Linked DNA regions of Homo sapiens: region 2 is linked to region 1. A link is an interaction called in ENCODE POLR2A ChIA-PET data of the cell type or tissue named here. Cell type or tissue: PC-3. All regions are shown on one strand.

The links. Peaks named below come from ENCODE experiments on the same cell type or tissue, not always from the same donor. Only the 100,000 strongest peaks of a DNase experiment are listed, where the experiment ranks them.
Region 2: POLR2A ChIA-PET joins it to region 1 with 12 read pairs; 2 of 35 experiments call an interaction of 5 or more read pairs at or near these places.

The regions. Positions count from the first base shown.
Region 1 is chr2:195,769,823-195,777,822 of GRCh38, forward strand. DNAH7 (dynein axonemal heavy chain 7) reads right to left here. Exons shown (of 65, transcript NM_018897.3): 59 at 7,978-8,000; 60 at 6,024-6,161; 61 at 1,838-2,068. Among named protein-coding and RNA genes, the nearest start is that of SLC39A10, 120 kb to the left of the region's middle. In PC-3, no CTCF peak of the experiment used is centred here; no DNase peak of the experiment used is centred here.
Region 2 is chr2:195,835,754-195,843,753 of GRCh38, forward strand. All of the region lies in intron 47 of DNAH7 (dynein axonemal heavy chain 7), which reads right to left. Among named protein-coding and RNA genes, the nearest start is that of SLC39A10, 180 kb to the left of the region's middle. In PC-3, no CTCF peak of the experiment used is centred here; no DNase peak of the experiment used is centred here; H3K4me3 peaks cover 561 bases; H3K27ac peaks cover 900 bases.

The DNA of each region.
Region 1 (8,000 bases):
ATACATTTTATTTTCAAATATAATCAACGTGATACAGACTCTGAAATTTATCACCAGCCTTGACTTCCCTCTTGAACTCTAAAGGAGGTATCTAACAACTCGACCTCCCCATTGAGTCTACCAGGCATTTCAAAATTAATATGACCAAAATATAATTCTTGATTTTCTACATCAAATCTGTTCCTTGCCCAGACTTTCCACTTGCTTAGGCCAAACATTTAGGAGTTATCATTAACTACTCTCTTGCTCACACACACATCAATCTTCAGCCAGCATAGTAGACTCCTCTTTCAGTAATAACTCATAAGCAGCCACCTCCCTCTGCCTCCAATGCAGAGGGAGTTGCTGAACAAGAGACCAGTTCAGCTGGATTTCTCAATCATATCATTGGTCTCTGTCTGTACTGCTGTTTCCCCATAATCCTTTCAGCAGTGGTTAGAGTAAACTTTTAAAAATGTAGAATGGGTCATTTCACTTCAGTGCTTAAAACCCTCTGAAGCCTTCTCTTTATATTTATACTTTAAAATCAAATAAAACAAAATTTAAGACCCTAACTATGGCTAACACCATCACGATCCAGCCTCTGGCGTCTTCTCTCTAGTATTAGGGTCTGTCTCATGCTCACTCCACTCTAGCCAATCAGCCTTTCTACTTGTGTTCCTGGACCAGGCCCAGCTTGTTTTCTCTTGGCTTTACACTTGTGTTATACCCTCTGCCTGAAATACTCTTCCCTGAAACGTTCCATGGATTGCCCCTCAACGTAATTTAGGTCTCTCTCCAAGAGTCATTCCTCAGAGGGACCTGACCCAACCTAAGAGAGCTTCTCACCCATAATTCTCTACTCCCTAATCTTGTTTAATTTTTCTCCATAAAACTTATCACTTACCAAAATTTGTATGTATTTGTTTATTTTTAGTTTGACACAGGGTCTCACTCTGTTGCCTGGGCTGGGTAGGATCGTAGCTTACTGCAGCCTTAACCTCCCAGTCTCCAGTGATCCTCCTGTCTCAGCCTCCTGAGTAGCATACACCACAATGCCCAGCATTTTTTTTTTTTTTTTCAGAAGAGACAAGGTCTTGCTGTGTTGCCAAGGAAGTTCTCAAACTCAAGCAGTCCTCCCACCTTGGCCTCCCAAAGTGCTAGGATTACAGGCATGAGCCACCACACTTGGCCAGTTTATTTCTCAGTTTGCCTCCCTCACTAAAATGTGAGCCTGGGCCAGGAGTTGGTGGCTCACACCTATAGTCCCTGCACTTTGGGAGGCCAAGGCGGGAGTATCACTTGAGCCCAGTTCAAAACCAGCCTGAGCAGGATGGCGAGACCCCATCTCTAAAAAAATAAAAATAAAATAAAATAAAATAGAATAAAATAGCCAGGCTTGGTGGCTCACACCTCTAATCTAAGCTACTCAGGAAGGTTAGGCAAAGGAATCCCTTGAGCCCAGGGGTTCATGGCAGCAGTGAGCGGTAATCACATGACTATACTCCAGTCTGGGTGACAGAGTGAGACCCCATCTCTAAAAAAATAATAATAATAAATGAAAAAATGTGCTTTATGAAGGCAAGGGCTCATTCCTTACCACACTGTGTCTCCTTAGCATATATCCAATCCAGGGTCCTATCCCTATCTAACATCCTCTATACTTATTTCCCTGTTTATTAACTCTCACTCCCAGAATTCTATAAGCTCCTCAAGGGCAAGAATTATTTTCTAATCTTATTTATCCCCAGAACCCAAAACAGTGCTTATACAGTATTTGTGCTAAACAAGTATTTGCTAAATAAATGAATGCTATATATAATTTAATGGGGGTTTTTTTTGGTGTTTTTCACCTTACCTTGATTGCTTTTTGAATATTTACGCACGAATCTCTTATGGTCTTCAGTAACTTATTGAACCGTCCCATCTCTTGGACAAGTACAGTGTTCATGCTCTGAGTATAAGTTGTTGGGTACCTCCTCATGGCAGCCTCGATGTCGAAGTTGTTTGGAAGTTTGCCCAAGATGTCACTAGCGACCTCATTCACTACTTCATCTGATGATTTTGCACCAGCACCTGCTGAACGAGACTATGAAGAATCCAAACTATAACTCAAAAATCCTCATAAAGGTCTAACAATAGCTGAATAGGAAAAATCCTAAGGTAAATCTTTATAAGAAAGAACATTGCTCTCTATTTTATCCATGATCCATCTCCACACAAGATTTATTAAAGTGATGGTAACAGGCAGGAGGATGGATTTTCAAGGGAAAACTATTGTTAGAGAGGAGGAATAAGGGCATGTAATGTGTTCAGAGGCAAAAGAGGATCTGGAGAAAGCAAATAAGCTGTATGCTTGGCTGCCAGGGTACAGGGGGAGTTGCAGATGCTGCAGATAGTGGAAGAAAAAGCATTGCACTGGTGGAGTGGCCAAGCGATGGCGGGCATTAAAACCCAGATGGGGGAAATCTCATCTTGCTTTGAGAAAGCATGCCACAAAATATATTTGCCAATAACTCTGGTGTCTACTGGTTGCCAAAAGCAGAGATATAGTTTTCTCCTTGAACCAGGAGAGAAAGAAAATAAGCTCATCTCCTCTAAGCAGCTGGAAGAGTTATGGACGAAAGACAGACTTTAGTGATTCACGTTGGAAGCAAGGAAGGAGAATTTCAATTCCATTTTTGTTTTTTATATTTATGGTGGCATTGTGTAAATGAATCTATATTTTCTGAAAAAAAAATTAAATCCTCAGAACAAATGAATATGGGGTATGTGTTGAAAGAAAACAAGTACTATTAGAACATAAATAAATACATCTCATGTTTTACCAGTCAAAGGAAACTGTGTTTAGTCTTCTTTTAGATTTTGTTTCCTGGTTTCTGTACTATAAATATTAACATGCTCAAAATTGATTCTGAAAATATTAACTTTTTTATTGTTTTTTAATATTAATTATTTTTACCTAAGTTTCTACTGTGACTTTTTTTTTTTTTTTTTGAGATGTAGTCTCACTCTGTTGCCCAGGCTGGAGTGCCGTGGCACGATTTCCGTTCGCTGCAACCTCTGCCTCCCGGGTTCAAGCACTTCTCCTGCCTCGGTCTCCCAAATAGCTGGGATTATAGGGGACTGCTACCACGCCTGGCTAATTTTTGTATTTTTAGTAGAGACAGTGTTTCACCATGTTGGCCAGGCTGGTCTCAAACTCCTGGCCTCAGGTGATCCGCCTGCCTCGGCCTCCCAAAGTGCTGGGATTATAGGCATGAGCCACCGTGCCCGGCCTCTACTGTGATTTTAACACTACTTACCACATACCACCATAATATCCTATACAGTTACACAATAAAATAATTAAATGTTGGTACATTTTAATTATGGGCTATTAAAAAAGAGATATGCTCGTATAATAATCCTTTATTATGATTCCATAGTACCGGGTTTACAACAAAATATAAAAAACAAATCATAGAGAACGAAAAGTATTTGGCTAAAACTAATGAAATATCTAATTCCATTATATTTAAAGAATCTATGCTGATTTCCAGTAGTATTTTGGTGTGCATAAAAGGCAGCAAAAACTCATTAAAATATTCCCATATTCTAACAAGAGCTGTGCCTCTGCAAAAAAAAAAAACAAATCCAGGTCTATGGTTCTTCAAAAAACGTAAAAAAAAAAAAATTTAATAACGCAAACATTCCCCTTACCTATTTCTCACACACAAAGATCACATGATTACGGTGATAGGTTTTTGAAAGTAATATCCAACTGATACTGATAATTAAGAGCAATTGGGTCCTATTTATTTATAATTATTTATCTTAGCTTTTTCTTCTTTACTATCTTTCTTTAGAGTTATCACAAATAGCATCTGGAATCTTCTAAGGGTTATTTTCCTCTTAAAGATAAGTGGAATTCATTTTCAGAGACATCAGAAAGTTTAACCTTTTCAGAGATCCTAGACTATTATCTAGTTTTATAATATTCTAAGTTGAAACAATTTTTCTATTCTAAATAGTGTGTGGCAGTTAACCACAAGCAAAGGAGCTCTGCACAAGCAAACTTCTTAGCTCTGATAGCTTCCTCTTTTATTTTTTCCAAGATAAATTAGTTAAATACAAAAAGTCTTGTCATCATTAACTTGCTCTCCAAGCTCTGCAGTTCTGGTCTCTTTACCTCTGAATTGTGATAAACCCAATCTAGAATCACTGAACTACTGCTCACCCATAACTATAATTGTATTCGCCAACCTGAGTTTGAGGATTGAAAGAGGCTGTTTAATTATTTACTGAAAAGATACCCCTTGTGTATTTAAACTTATTTGTCTGGTTCAGAGTCATTTTCTGTTGGAATGACCCCACTGTTTTACGTATTCTGTAATGTGGCACACCCCGTCAAGTTTAAGTAAAGCCAAAAGACACTGTTAATGTCCTGTTGTCAGACTGTTGTGTATTACATGCAATCTAATGCTCCTAAAGAGCTACTCATTCATGTTTGCACATATACTTTTATGCCCAGGCAATAACTGATTTTAGTGCTATCAATATCTAAAATGGATGTAAAAATAGTCTTTGTTCCTTTTCCCTTATTAGAAAATGTCATAGTAGAGTAGACCAGAGATAGGAGTTCCATGGACTCTTCCATTATTCCATTATGCTATTACTAATGAATAGTCCACATTATCCTTCTAATTTTTAGCTTTTTAAGAATCTCTGGCTATCTGCCTTTCAGAATCTGGAAAGAGAATATAGCACAGTGGTTTAGAACACAAGATTCTGGAGCCAAACTGGTAGGAGCCAGACCGCTTGGTTTTGAGTCCTGATTTGAAATCGTACTAGCTGACTTTGGGCAAACTGCTTAATCTTTCTGTGCCTCACTTTTCTCACTGTAAAATGGGAATAGTAATAGTTAGACTCTACTTCGAGGGACTGTCATTAGCATTGCATTGTTATACATAATAGCACTTGGAACAGCACTAGTACAGAGTAAGCACTATACAAAAGTATTAACTGTTGCCATTTTTACTCTGAGATGCCACAAAAAGATCAGTTACAATTCAGTTAATAGGATAATTTGCTTGACTGATTATTCTTCCTTAATTCATCAAAATTTTATTGAATCATTATGGGAACTCTTGCCATTTGGACTAATTTCCTTTCAAAAACAAATCAAATTAACAACTGAGCATATCTTCTAAAGGAATAACAATACAAGATAGCTTCCTCTTTTATTTTTTCCAAGATAAATTAGTTAAATACAAAGTCTTGTCATCATTAACTTGCTCTCCAAGCTCTGTAGTTCTGGTCTCTTTACCTCTGAATTGTGATAAACCCAATCTATCTCTTAATAGACAAGCAAGATTAGCAGATGTTCTTCATTAAAATGTACTGACCTGTGCTCACGGCAGCTAAATTCTGGTGTCTTTGCAGATTGCTTTCCCACACCCCAGTGCGCTTATGCACTCTCCAGGAGAGCTGCATCTACAAATTCTTCTCCTATACTTTTAAATTCATTTTGTACTTACTATTGCAATTATATTTTAAATGTTATACTAATATAAATCTGAAAAAATATGAGTGTGAATGAAACTGTGTCCATGTAAATCAGTTTAAATGTTCTGGAACAGCTGTTGAAATACTAGGGGACTGGAAAATAAAATAGGTAAAATTTTAGATGAATTCTCTCATCAAACTGCTTCCCAAGTATCTTTGCAATTCTTCTTCCTCTTTAAAGAAATTTAAAAGGGACACAATGTATGATGTATTTAGGTAGGGCAAGAAAGGCAAAATGAAACTCCTAGAAGCAGAATGATACTTAAAGAATATATCTGGGTTCCCAAAAAAAGATAGATGAAAAAAAAAAAAAAACACACGTTCAGGTACTTAGTGTTCAAATCCTTATTTAAGTTATGTATGTATTTTTGTCTTTTCCTTTAAATGTTTCTCCACTTGAACAGAATTGTGTAAGGAAGCCTGTTCAGTGCTGGCACACGTGCCTGGGGAGCATCCTTCCCAGGCCTCAGAATCCAGGTCCTATACAGATCACACACCTGTGTAAGAAGAATGTTATCAAATAGCAGCTGAGTTTCTGACTGATCCTTAGTGATATCTGCATTGGCATTCATCCCAAAGATTTCTGGTGCTGGGGTCAGTGGCAGAGTCTTTGTGTATTCGATGTAGCTTTTGTGCTGCAGAGATGAATAACAAGAAGTCAGGAGGTTAGAAATCAATTACTTTCTAGAACTTTTCACAGAAAAGAGGCAGTTTTCAATACTCAAGTTATTGACTGGATAGGCCTGTGACACTGGACATTGAGTGCTTTCACTTTCTTTCAGCCTGGGCCAAAGTTTAAAAAAAAATATGAACAGCTAGGCGCGGTGGCTCACGCCTGTAATCCCAGCACTTTGGGAGGCCGAGGCGGGTGGATTACCTGAGGTCGGGAGTTTGAGACCAGCCTGACCAACATGGAGAAACCCCGTCTCTCCTAAAAATACAAAATTAGTCGGGTGTGGTGGCACACACCTGTGATCCCAGCTACTCAGGAGGCTGAGACAGGAGAATCACTTGAACCCAGGAGACAGAAGTTGCGGTGAGCTGAGATTGCACCATTACACTCCAGCCTGGGCGAGAAGAGTGAAACTCCATCTCAAAAAAAAAGAAAAGAGGAAAAAAAAAGAATGTATTTACAGAGAAAAAGAAAATGTACCTTTCAATTGGAATGGGTTTTTTAATGGGGGGGAGGGGAATCCTGGTAACTTCATTTAGAAATTACCTACAGAGAAATCTTTGTGTCATATTTTGCTGATGATTATTCTTATCACAATAAAAATATTTTTTTTCTGATTTACTCTGATTATTCTGTTTACTCTTACTGTAAAAAATTCACCCAATTCAAAAAAGTAAAAATTATTTAAAATTCTATTATTCTGATAATCACCATTAACATTATACTTCTTTTTATGCATACACACATATTTTATATTTTATTTAAATGGACGTCTATTAAAATTTCATACCTTCCTTGATGCTCATAGAATCATATACAAACATCCACACACACACATGGCAAAGGGGGTTTGGTCATGGATGGCTTTATGATTTGGGTCACTTTGCAAACACCTTACTTCATCTTGCTTTTTTCTCACTTGGCAATTCATCATTGGAGATCTTGTTACCCCAGCTCCCATGTTGACTTGCTGTACCCAACAGTGACCTAGGCTTTGGGAGTGATTTTTCCCTTTATCTATACCAACATCTGCCCTTGGCTAGCATTAATCCTAGTGGAAGATGAGGTTAGGGTTGGGGGGTTACAGTATGTGTTTCTGTTGCTTGTGTTTAACTTTCAATATATGCCCTTTGACTTCTGGGAATAACATGAGAACCAACTTGATTGTCTTAGCAATCTCTAGAAATCCACTGTGATCATCAGAAGGCAGTGGACAGGACTGGAGAAGAGCAGAAGGGAATCTTGGTCTTGTGCTGCAGGTGGGTCTGTGACTCGCTGCCACCTTCTTACCTGTGTGGCCTTGGGCAAATTATTCTACTGTAATGAACCTGCTTTCTCATTTGTAAAAGGGATAAAATAATAATACCAATGTTAATTTGATGCTCTAGTGAGATAATTACTTGCAACTGACTTCCAAATAATTATAAATATTAACTACTACTGCTAATAATATTTTGCTAATACCATCTCTTATGTATTTTCATTTTAATTGGGGACAATGTCTTTTTAGCCAAAGGACTGAGTTTATGATGACAGAACTTCAGGTCACTGAAAAAGCGTGAGACACGTTTCTGATACTTCTTACATTACAGTGAACAGGAAACCCCTAACTCCACCTATAGCGTGAGCTTTGTTTTATCCCTATATGACTGAAGAAAGCACAGACAAGGGTAACAAAAAAACAAGGCCTGCAGCAAAATCACCATTTAAAAAATATCATCACTACCAAAATAATTTCATGTCTTACTGCTTTTAGTTTTTTTGAAGGGCATACTTACATCACCAGAAGGAGGAACAAAAT
Region 2 (8,000 bases), 66 kb after region 1:
GAATTGTTTGAACCAGGGAGCCAGAGGTTGCAGTGAGCCGAGATTGCACCACAGCACTCCAGCCTGGCGGCAGAGCAAGACTCTGTCTCAAACAAAACAAACAAAAAAACAAACAAAAATGTAGCTTAGATAAAAAAGAAAATAGTTTTCTTATCCTCCAATGTGAGCATTATCCTTGTGTCACTCTGGCTGCCATAACAGTATACCACTGACTGAGTGGCTTAAACAACAGAATTTATTTTCTCACAGTTCTGGACCCTGAAAGTCCAAGACTAAGGTTTCAGCAGGTTTGGTTTTTGCAGAGCCTCTCTCCTTGACTTGCAGATAGTACCTTCTTGCTGTGTCCTATATGGCCTCTGCTCCATGCAAGATGTTCCTGGTGCTGCTCCCTCTTCTTACAAGGACACCATTACTATTTGATTAGGGCTCCCCCTTAAGACCTCATTTAACCTTAGTTACCTCTTTAAAGGACCTATGTTCAGGGCCAGCATGGTGGCTTACGCTTCTAATCCCAGTGCTTTGGGAGGCTGAGGTGGACAGATCACTTAAGCCCAGGAGTTCGAGACCAGCATGGATAGCATAGCAAAACCCCATCTCTACAAAAAACAATTAGCAGGCATGGTGGCAGGCACTTGTAGTCCCAGCTACTTGGGAGACTGAGGTGCGAGGATCACTTGAGTTTGCAGTGAGCTGGGATTGTGTCACTGTACTCCAGCCTGGGTGACAGAGTGAGACCCTGTCTTAAAAAAAAAAAAAAGAAAGGCTCTATCTCCAAATACGGTCACATGGGAGTCATGGCTTCAACATAAAAATTTGGTGGGGCAGCATAATTCAGTCTATGACATTAATTATGTAAGAAAAGACATCAAAAGAGTAATGTAACATCTTAGATGCAATTAACTAATGAAAAATCACTCTAAAGAGAGTGAGAGAAGGGAAATTAGAAAGAAATAAAAATATAAATATATAAAAAGTTTTCATTATGTCACATTTTAGAAATATATTTTTAAGTTTGGAGGATTATGTGTGAATGTTAAACAGCATTTATGCTTTCCTAAATAAATTGAATTACTCACTCTTGTATCACTTCCACATTTTTTAGCCACAATACCTATGTTCATCCTGTTTATTTGTCCAAAATGCACTTCTCTCCCATCTTTTCCCATTTAAGTCCTACTCATGTTTGAACATCAGCTCAAAAGCTATATAGTCCACAAAGCCTCTCTCCATCTCTTTTCTCTCTGAACTTCTTTAGCAATTCATCCATGTTATATTTATGGTATTTGCATGTAATGGTAATATTCTATTATGGTAATTCTATAATTCCTTAGCCGCATCATCCAACTAAATTGTTTATTCCTTTAAAGGAAGGGTCCATGCTCATTCTTTATTCTTTTTTTCCTAGATCAAATAAAGGTTGCATGTGACAATCTACTGATATTGAAACAGTAAAGTCATGGGGCAAACACCATACAAATTAAATAATTCTAAAGCTTGAAATTCTCTAAGAGATTATCCCTGCACAGAAAATACTTGTCCAATAAGCAGCATTTCAAAACCAGAGGAAAGGACTTCTGATTCTAACCAAGATGGGCTGGGCTTTTTACAGCCTATCTCTTTCACTGATTACATCTAAAAATGTTGAACAAAATACAAAAAACAACTACTTACAGATTCTAAAAAGTAAATAATAACAAGTGAATGGGAGAAAAATCCTAACTTGAGGAATTATCAGTAATGGGGTAGTGAGTTTTCTAAGTTTCTTCTTTCTTTCTATTTTCTGGCTTAGTGGGGGAACCATGCAGCAGGCACAGGTAGCAATAACTCAAAATAAGTAACTGAAAAAATGACCATATGTGAGCCAGAGAGCATGGGCATAAATCCATGTTTTATTTCATGTTTTGCTTTTTTTTTACTTTATTCTCCTTTATCTCTACCCCAAGGTTAACCCCACTCACAGAACTGTATTATCATGACAGAAAAAGCAGTGGTGCAGTTACCCAAAACACTGAGCAAAAACCTGTCTCTCTGGACAGAAGTAAAAAAAGAGGCCCCTGTTGTACACAGAATGTAAGGGAAATCCAAGTATTTTTCTTTTTTCTTACCACTTTGCCCCCAGTGTTGGCATGAAATTGTGCAATAGCAAGGGAAGAGAAAACTCTGAAAGAACTTCATCATTTTGGCCATTAAAAAAGTATAAAAAAGGTGCCCCTGGGATATGGAAAGTGGGGCAGGGGTAGGATAAATTCTGAAAAGACCTGAAGCTGTGCATGCATGGAACACTTCTAAAGAAGCATATCAGAGGCTTTAAACAATATCATAAATCCTAGTCCATTTAACTCCTGAGTAATGAATGCCGAGGAGTAGATTCAAACAGTATAGTGAAGGCTTACAAATCTGAACTGACATTGCAACATCACCCACAGAAGGAGAACTAAGAATTGTGATCTAAACTTAACTGAGTTATTTGACTGCTAAACCAAAAAATCAATCTTATCCAGAGGATTTTGACAGGACCTAGAGTCTCATATTCAAAATTTCCAGGATGCAATCCAAAATTACTCAACACACAAAGAATAAGGATGTGATTAATTCTCAAAGAAATAGACAGATTTGAAATTACCAGAAAAAACTTTAAAGCAGATATTATAACCATCCTCCATGAGACAAAGGTGAACATTTTTGAAATAAATAGAGACATTCTCAGGAGAAAAAAAAACAGAAAGGATAATGAGCACCAAATGGAAATTTTAGAACTGAAAAACATAATATCTGAAATTAAAAGTCCCATAGTATGGACTCAGTAGCAGAACAGAGATAACAGAAGAGTCAGTGAAGCTGAAGATAGATGAATATATATAGTCCAATTTGATCAACAAGGAGAGACACTATCAGATTGGATAAAACTATACGATCCAACTGTCAGCTGTCTACAAGATACCCACTTTAAATATAATAATATAGTTATATTAAAAGTAAAATGATGGTAAAAGATATACCATGAAAACACTAAACAAAATAAAGCTGTACTGGCGATAGTATATTAGAAAAAATAGACTTCAGAACAAGAAAACCATCAAGGATAAAGGGGGACATATGCAACAACAAAAGGGTCAATTCATCAAGAAGACATAATAGTCTTTAATGTGTATGCCTCTAACAACAGAGCTCCAAAATAAATAAAGCTAAAACTGATAAGACTGAAGAGAGAACAAGTAGACAGAAAACTAGCAAGGATATTGAAGCCATGAACAACAGTATCAAGCAATTCAACCTAACCAACTTTCAAAATGCCATTCACTCAATAATAGCAGGATATTTTTTCCAAGTGCACATGGAACATTAAAAATATAGACAAGTTTTATGCTATAAAACAAACCTTAAAAAATTTTAAACAACTGGAATCATACAATGATAGTCTGAAAATAACAAATAAATTTGAAATTAAAAACAGTAACAAAAAAATACCCTAAAAGTCTCCAAGTATTTGGAAATTAAAAAAATATATTTCTGAAAAATCCATGAATCAAAGAGGAAATTTCAAAAAAAATTAGAAAATTCTTTAAAGGAAATTAAAATTAAAATAAAACATCAAAATTTGTGCTATGTAGCTAAAGCAATACTTAATGTGAAACATATAGCATTAAGTCCATGGATTAGAAAGGAGAAATCTAGAATCAATAACCTTCCACCTTAGGAAACCAGAGACATAAAAGTAATTTATGCCTAAAGCAAACAGAAGCAAAGAAATAATAAATATTAGGGAAGAAATCAGTATTATTGAAAACAAAAAAAGAATGGAGAAAAACAATGCAACCAAAGGCTTGTTCCTATATAGGATCAACAAAATTTATCAAACTCTAGCCAGATTGACCAAGAAAATAGAAAGAATACACAAATTATCAAATCAGAAGTGATAGGTGAGATTATCATTACAGACCCTACAGACATTAAATAAATATTAAGGAAATACTATAAACAACTCTCTGGTCATACATTTAACAGCTTAGATGAAACTGAGCAATTTCTGAAAAGACAGAAACTGCCAAAACTCACTTAGGAAGAAATAGATCACCTGGATAGACCTGTTACTATTTCAAAAATTGAATTCATGGATAAAATCTTTCAATGACAAAAAAATTCCAGGCACAGATAATTTCTTTGGTCATTTCTATGAAACATTTAAGAAAGAAATAATTCTAATTCTACATGATCTCTTCCACAAAATAGGAGAGAAGACTTCCCAATTCCTTTTAGGAGGCCAGCATTACTCTGAAAGCAAAACCATACAGACATTACAACAAAATAAAACACAGATCAATATTCCTCATGAACATAAATGCAAAACTCTTCAAAGCACATTAGCAAATCGAATCCAAAAATATATAAATAAGAGAATACATTATGACCAAGTAGAGTTTAATCTGGAAATGCAAGGCTAGTTCAACATTCAAAAATCAATCGGTACAATTACCATTTTAACAGACTAAACATAAAAAAACTGTAGGATCAACTCAATAGACGCAGAAAAAACATTTCACAAAATTTAACATCCATTAATGTTAAAAACCATCAGCAAACTAGGAATAGAAGGGAGTCTCTTTCACATGATACAAAGGAGGTAAAAAAACCTACAGCTAATACCACATGTGATAGTAAAAAACTGATTCTCTCTAAGATCAGGTAAAAGGCAACAGTGTCTGATTTCATCAACCCTGTTCATCATTATACTAGAAGCCCTTGTCAGTGCAATAAGCTAAGAAAAAGAAATAAAAGGCATACAGATTAGAAAGTAGTAAGTTAAACTGTCACTAATTGCAAACAGCATGATTGTCTACATATAAAATATTCCAATATATCTACATAAAAGATCCCAGAACTAATAAATGAGTTTATTAAAGCTACAGGGTAAAAAGTCAATATTCAAAAATAAACTGCTTTCCTAATGAATAGTTGAACACAATCTTTTAAGTACCACACAGAAATAAAAGAAATACTGGGTATAAATCTAACCACAAAACACTGATGAAAGAAATCAAAGGAGGCCTAAGTACACAAAGAAATACACTGTGTTCATATAGTAGAAATATATACTAAGTTGTCAATTCTTCTCAAATTGATCTTAGATTCAATTAGTACCAATACAAATCCCAGGAAGATTTTGTGTAGTCATTTAAAAATTGATTCTAAAATTTATATGTAGAGTTACAAGTAGACAAAACAATTTTGAAAAAGAAGAACAAATGTGAAAGATATAATACCTGACTTTGAGACTTAATATGCTTCAATAATCAAAGAAATATGGTATTTACATCAAGACAAATAGGTAAATGGAACAGAGAACTCAGCAACAAACCCACATGCATGTGAACCAATGATTTTCAACAAAGACGTAAAGGCAATCCGATTTTAAAAAGGATAATATTTTCAACAAATTATGCTGGAACAATTGTATATTTTCTCTCTCTTTCTCTTTCTCTCTCTCTGTCTCTCTCTCTCCTCTCTCCCCTCACCCCCAACCCTCTTTCCCCATATATGGATGTGTGCAATTATACACAAACAAATCTTTTGTTGTTCCATATCCAGTTAATAACTATATCAAACTTATTTTTCCCAGACAACAGTCTTAATGTAACATCTTTTTTATCCAAAGACAGGATGTTTGTGACTTCAGCTTATATTCAATTTTAAAGATTTGGGCTTCCATAGAATAACATATTAGATGAATAAAATTTTAAAGGAGATAATCTTCAATGTAGATAAAAAAGAAAATACTAGTTTAACAAATATACCAACAATTGTGGAAAGCTGTATGCAACAAACTGATTTAAATAACTTCAGTCTTTGGATGAATACAAATTCTGAATTCAAAACGAACAAGCACTACATTTACTTGCTTACTTCTTCTCCATTATTATTTTGTATTTTTTTTTTAACAAGAAAATGTTTTTCTCCACATAATCTTTCTCTCTTTTACTTCCTCCATCAAACATTCTTGAATCTACAAAGGCTTTAAAATCAGTGGTTCCCAAATGGAAATTGAATTTTTATAGCACTCAATGTTCCAAGTTTTGACAGTGTGTATTCTTTTGTTACTGTCTAGAGAGGATTGTTATTTGGTGCTTTTGTGGGCTTTTTGAAAACATGGACTTCTAACAGTGAAAATACATGTTCACAGCAGTTGCACAGACCACAGATTTTGAATATGAAGCAGCAATACATTTCAGAGTTTTGATATTTTCGTTTTTACACACACATAAATTCATAAAAACAGACAAGGAAAGGTGTTATTCTTCTCAGTTATTATTGCTACTGAATTAAACCTAATATATCTCTCTTCTATGGAAATGAAAATTTACTTTTTTAAAAAGCAGAGTTATATCAGATACAGGTCTGATCTACTTACCAAGCTGTTAAATAATCCTAATCCTTTACCCGTGAAATGTTCAGATACAATCTAATTACATTTAATGTTATCACTAATCTTTGAAATTCTAATTAGCCAGGGACCTTTAGGAGTCAACAGCCCCAAAAGTTAATTATATTCTAACTTGCCCAAATTTTATAGATTCTTCCAGTTTTCCTAAATAATCGTCTCCTCACTCAGCTAAGATAATATGTGAAAAGCACTTAGCACAGGATTAGGTCCTCTGTGAGTGCTCAATATTAGATACTATCGTTGTCAAGCAAGAGTTTCTGGGGAATGGAAGAGGGCACTGCACAGGTAAAGAAGATACTTAGCTGATACTTCAAAGTGATCACTTTAAACATATTTACTGAAAGCTTTCAGTATAAGATTACCAAAATATATTGGGAAAAGAAGCCAAGAATGAAAATTGTTAATATTTTCTTCTTAGTATAGTTGCTACCACAACTTTCTGCTAATATTTCAACATTTCTACAAATGAATAGTAAAGATGTAGGGGTTATGACTCATTAACATAATTTTCTGTCTCCATCCCTCCCAAAATGTGAGTGTGCTGTCTTGAAAAATAATCACTGAATGGTTTAGAATCTTATATGCAGATATATCCATCAACAGTTCTATTATTTTTGAAATATGACTAGACCCCAAAATAAGGGTATGTTTATTTGCTAGAAAACAAGATGCAATTTGGCCTCTGATGGTGGATACAGTGGTTATAGATGTCCTGCTAGGCAGAACCATGATATATAAATTGCAAATCAAGACAATGACTACCACTTCAGTAACTACTAATATGTAGGACATGACCAGCTACGTTCACAAGAGCTTGAGAAGAGCCAAAGCTCTTTTCTGAGATAAAAACAATAACAAAAGCAGCAAATATTTGACTATTTTCATGCTGTAGTTAATTGGTCCAGCTAGACAAAAGTGAAAGTAAAAGTTAGACTTCCAAAATTTCAGAGATCTCCCACCTGTGTCAATCTGTAAGGTATATTCTAACACTAAACATCAACACACACTGCCTGCATGCCACATGTTAAGTAATTCAACAACGAGCTGCCCTTCTGTGCTTTGTAAAAGGCGCTTAAAAATCTGCTAAAATCTTTATTTTAGCAGCCAGCTAATGCACATATTTATCATTGATTTTAGATTATCTATTTTCTCCTTGGATTAATTTAGATTATTGGATCAGAGTACCCAGTATTTTAGTTCCCCAAAGTAAAGCTTAGTGATTTTTTCTCTAAATAAATAAAATAATTAAATTTAACTTTAGCTCCTGAAAAAGTTGGTCTCTTTAACTACAGTTTACTTGGTTAAAAAACAAAAACTATGTGATACAACTTTTTATTTTTGTCTTAGTTATCAGAAAGCGTCAAACTTAATTCAGGGCCCAGCTATAGGAATTAGCTTGTCTCAAATTCTAACAGTAACTACTCCTTTAACTTACCCTAGGTGGTCTCATCAGATTTTATCTTGTTTTATACTATAATCATACTGCACATACCTCAAATTCTTGTAGAACAATTTAGTAAATGAATGCTAAAGAAATCCATATGTCAGGATAATTTATTGG